2 separate regions of the Homo sapiens genome follow, and region 2 is linked to region 1. Evidence: read pairs that join two places in POLR2A ChIA-PET (ENCODE). Cell type or tissue: OCI-LY7. All regions are shown on one strand.

Region 1 (2,500 bases):
CATCTGGTTACTGTTCCCATGAAGGGCAACCCCGACCTCGGGGCCCTGTACTGGTGGGGGTGGAGGGAAATGCTGGCAAGGGTTGGGCTCCTGACCCTGCTGCTGCTGCCCGGGCTGGACTCCCACAGGACCCTAAGGCCAGCAGGAGGGGGCTGGGAAGTCCCACAGAGGGACTGCCCCGCACAGGGCCGGGGCAGCCTGGACAAAGCCGGTGTGGTGACAGGCCAAACCGACGCAAAAGGTTAGTCCACCCTGCTGGTCTCTCCAAGGCATCAGGGTCCGTGGGAGGAGGAGGTGTCCGGCACTCCGCAGGTATCTGTGCTTCACACAGGTCTAATGGGGGAGAGCCTGGGCCTGCCTGAAGCTGCCTTGGGGACAAGAGAGGGCAGAAGCCCCACTTGCTCGATCACCGGAATGAAAGGCTGGCACTCAGGAGCACGGAACAAGGAGACGCCTGGAATGAGGCCCCAGCAGGAGTGGCTGCTTGGAGTCCTGGCTCCTTCTCCGCTACCCAGTGGGCAAACAGAACCGCAGCTTTAGGGTGTGGGCAGGCAGAGTCCTGGCTGGGACTCCAGGAGGCCTCGAGCCCCCGCTGACCCTCAGGCCCCGCTGGCCCCAGATGGTCGGGGGTGGAGCTCTGGCTTATCTCTCCAGCTGCCCAGTTCCCTGCCACTTTATCATGGAGGGTGAGAGGGTGTCAGAGCTCAGAACTCCCACCCCAGCCTCCCCGTGGGACAGGACCCAGGTGCTGGGGGAGAACAGACCTCGGGAGCAGCCAGGAGTCCTCGGTCCTGGGAGGGTTTAAAAGCCAGGGGGCCGTCTCGACCTCAGTCTGACCTTCCCTCCCGGCAGCAGCATGCGGGGGTTGCTGGTGTTGAGTGTCCTGTTGGGGGCTGTCTTTGGCAAGGAGGACTTTGTGGGGTAGGGATGTGGAGAGGAGGGGGTGCCCTCTGAGGGTGATGGGGAGGACTCAGCCCCCAACCAGTAGAGGAGACAGACAGACAGATACATGGCAACACAGCCAGAGAGGATGGCCTGGCACCACCTGGGACAGCTGGCAGATAAGCAACCAGGGTTGGGAAGAGGTTGTGTCTCCCAAGACAGTCTCCTGAGCCCTGGAGAAACCTGAGCTCTGAGGAGGAGTTTTCAGGAGAGGAGAAAGGAGGAGGCCTGGCTGGCTTGGAACAGAGAAATAGTCCAAACTGGGATTGAGATAGTAACAGCGTCTAGAAGTTTCTAAAGATGGGGAGAGAAGAGGTGAGGGAGCCCAGGCCTCTCCTTGTTGAGACCCTTGGTGCTGTCCCCTGCCCAGCCCAGAGGACGAGGCCCAGTCTGGGGATTCTGGGCTGCTGCCTCCCTCCTGCACCTGGGGAGTGCTTGTGGCCAGGGCAGGTGCAGCTTGGGTGCTCACTCCCCACTCCCACTCTGCCCAGGCATCAGGTGCTCCGAATCTCTGTAGCCGATGAGGCCCAGGTACAGAAGGTGAAGGAGCTGGAGGACCTGGAGCACCTGCAGGTCAGAAGAGGGGAGAAGGGCTCTCTGAGGCCCCAGGGTATCAGCTGGGGCCACCCCAGGTCCCCAGCGGCCAACTGTGCCTGGGCTGTCTCCACCCAACAAGGAGACATGGAATTGACTCTGTTAGGAAGCGACTTCAAGCCCCCAGCTCCAGAGCCTTGCTGCCCTTGAGCACCTGGGCAAGGGGCCGGGCCCCTTTCCAGTTCCTCCCTCTGCCTTGCTGTCTCAAAGGCCCCTCACTCTGCTCCTGGGCCATTTCCCTGACCACACTGGACTCTCCAGTCCCCAGGGTTTCCCCGTATTTCTCTGGCCCTATTACCCCTGACCTATCCCCAATTATATGAGAACTTCTGGCACCAACAGCCCCTCCCACGCAGGCCCTGTCCCTGCCTGCTGTCCTGGCTGGTGCCCCCAGCCCGCTGTGACCGTGCCGGCTCTTGTCCTCCCCAGCTGGACTTCTGGCGGGGGCCTGCCCACCCTGGCTCCCCCATCGACGTCCGAGTGCCCTTCCCCAGCATCCAGGCGGTCAAGATCTTTCTGGAGTCCCACGGCATCAGCTATGAGACCATGATCGAGGACGTGCAGTCGCTGCTGGACGAGGAGCAGGAGCAGATGTTCGCCTTCCGGTCCCGGGCGCGCTCCACCGACACTTTTAACTACGCCACCTACCACACCCTGGAGGAGGTGAGGGCGCCCCTAGCGGCCGCTCCCTGCAGCCACCAGCTCTTCATCATGGCTGGTAGAACGCGGTAGGGCCAAGGCCAGGGCCAGCCTGGGTGTGCGCAGCGCCTGCTCTGTTTCCATGTGGCCTGTGTGGTCGTAGCTCCATTGCAGGGCTCGCAGCAGGCTGGGACGGTGGGGCTGCTAAGGGAAGCATCTGGGTGCCCAGAAGCTATTAAGGCCAGTGGTCTCTTCTTTCACACCTCAGATCTATGACTTCCTGGACCTGCTGGTGGCGGAGAACCCGCACCTTGTCAGCAAGATC
Region 2 (2,500 bases), 300 kb before region 1:
AATTTTTGTCCTTTGATCTATTATTGTGGTAGATTGTATTAATGGATTTATTGTTACTGAACCATTCTTGTGTTCCTGAATTAACTTACTTTGTCGTGGTGTATTAGTATTTTAAACGTACTGCTGGGTTCTGTTTGCTAAACTTTACTTAGAAATTTTGCATCACTCCTCATAGGCGTTTTCATTTTCCTTTCTGTTTTTTTTATTGTGTTATTTTTGTTTCCACTTTTATAAAACTATTTCAAAGCTTGCCTGCCTGCCTGCCTTCCTGCCTTCCTTCCTTCCTTCCTTTTTCCTTCCCTCCCTCCCCCTCCCCTACCTCCTCCCTTCCCACACCTCCTCCCTCCCTTGCTTCCTTACTCCCTTGCTCCCTGCCTCCCTTTCTCGCTTCCTCCTTCCCTCCCTTCCTCCCTTTCTTCCTCCCTCCCTCCCTTCCTCCCTTTCTTCCTCCCTCCCTCCCTTCCTCCCTTTCTCGCTTCCTCCTTCCCTCCCTTCCTCCCTTTCTTCCTCCCTCCCTCCCTCTGTCGCCCAGGTTGGAGTGCAGTGGTGCAATCATAGTTCACTGCAGCCTTGAATTCCTGGGCACATGCCAACCTCTTGCTTTAGCCTCCTAAGTAGCTAGGACTACAGGCGTGCACCACCACACCCAGCTTATTTTTAATTTTTTTGTAGAGATAAGGCCTTGCTATGTTGCCTAGGCTGGTTGCAAACTCCTGGCCTCCAGTCATCCTCTCACCTCAGCCTCCCAAAGTACTAGGATTACAGGCATGAGCCACTGTGCCTGGCCCTTCCTTTCTTTTTCTATGCATTTTTTCCCCTCTGTGGTTAAATGGCATTGAAGTTAAAGGTTTTGTGGAATTCCCCATGAAGTCATTTGGACCTCCTCTTTTTTAGGGGGTAGAAGAAGCTCTTAGACAATTATATTGTCCAATTATATCATACTTCTTAGTTTTTTTGAGACAGGGTCTCACACTGTTGCCCAGGCTGGAATGCAGTGGCACAATCATGGGTCACTGCAGCCTCAACCTCCTGGGCTCAAGGGATCCTCCTTCCTTAGCCACCTGAGTAGCTGGGACTACAGGTGTACACCACTACACCTGGCTAATTAAAAAAAATTTTTTTTTTGTAGCAGTGGGGTCTCAATGTTGCCCAGGCTGGTCTTGAATTCCCAAGCTCAAGCAATCCTCCCACCTCGGCCTCCCAAAGTGCTGGGATTATAGGTGTGAGCTACCGTGTGCAGACCAATTATATCATTCTTTGATAGTTGGCTGCTTACAATTTATATCTTTTGGGGGTAGCTTTGATAATTTATGTTATCCTAGAAAATCACCCAGTTCATCCAGATTTTCAAAATTATTTGTGCGAATTGACCAAGGTATTCTTTTATGATTACACAATTATTTCCTGGATTTGCAACTACTCATTATCATTTCTTATTTTGTATTATGTGAGGCTTTGCCCTTTCTTGTTTATAACCGGCTCTTGGATTTTTAAAACTTAGTTCCAATATTTTCTTTTTTTATTAATTTGTTTCTTTCAGTTTTCTTTTTTTTTTTTTTTTTGAGACGGAGTCTCGCTCTGTCACCCAGGCTGGAGTGCAGTGGCGTGATCTTGGCTCACTGCAAACTCTGCCCTCTGGGTTCACGCCATTCTCCTGCCTCAGCCTCCTGAGTAGCTGGGAATATAGGCGCCCGCCACTACACCCGGCTAATTTTTTGTATTTTTAGTAGAGACGGGGTTTCACCGTGTTTAGCCAGGATGGTCTCGATCTCCTGACCTGGTGATCCACCCGCCTCGGCCTCCCAAAGTGCTGGGATTACAGGCGTGAGCCACCGCGCCTGGCCTCTTTTATATATTTTTTTTTGTTTGTTTTTTATTTTTGAGATGGAGTCTCTCCCTTGTCACTCAGGCTGCAGTGCAGTGGCATGATCTTGGCTCACTGCAACCTCTGCCTCCCCGGTTCAAGCTATTCTCCTGTCTCAGCCTCCCCAGTAGCTGGGATTACAGGCGCACGCTGCCACGCCCCACTAATTTTTTGTATTTTAGTAGAGACAGGGTTTCACCGTGTTGCCCAGGCTGGTTTTGAACTCCTGAGCTCAGGCAGTCCACCTGCCTCGGCCTCCCAAAGTGCTGGGATTACAGGCATGAGCCACTGCACCCGGCATTTTGATAATGTTAAGTCTTCTAGGTCTGTGAACATGTTGTATTTCCATTTATTTAGATCTTGAATTTATGTCAACAATGTTTTGGGTTTTCACAGGTCATTTATGTTTTGCCTGCCTTTCTCAATTCTGTCATCTATTAATATGTCCCTTACTATGTTTTCAGTAGTGTCTGGTACTCCTTTGTGCTACTTTCAATGAAGATTTCATTTCTGCGTTGGTTTTATTTTTCCCTTCCATTTCTTTTCTGTTCTCTGTTTATATTTCTTTCTATTGTCTGCCTTTCTAGAGCTAGAGTCTCTTTTCTTTTCTGGACTTGAGACATTAGTTTTTGTAAA

What was found. Peaks named below come from ENCODE experiments on the same cell type or tissue, not always from the same donor. Only the 100,000 strongest peaks of a DNase experiment are listed, where the experiment ranks them.
Region 2: POLR2A ChIA-PET joins it to region 1 with 39 read pairs; 3 of 35 experiments call an interaction of 5 or more read pairs at or near these places.

The regions. Positions count from the first base shown.
Region 1 is chr7:130,379,665-130,382,164 of GRCh38, forward strand. It overlaps CPA1 (carboxypeptidase A1), which reads left to right and starts at 830. Exons shown (of 10, transcript NM_001868.4): 1 at 830-921; 2 at 1,434-1,515; 3 at 1,966-2,199; 4 at 2,444-2,500. The coding sequence starts at 857. RefSeq lists an enhancer at 437-958. In OCI-LY7, no CTCF peak of the experiment used is centred here; no DNase peak of the experiment used is centred here.
Region 2 is chr7:130,079,455-130,081,954 of GRCh38, forward strand. The region is part of intron 1 of KLHDC10 (kelch domain containing 10); the gene reads left to right. Among named protein-coding and RNA genes, the nearest start is that of KLHDC10, 10 kb to the left of the region's middle. In OCI-LY7, no CTCF peak of the experiment used is centred here; no DNase peak of the experiment used is centred here.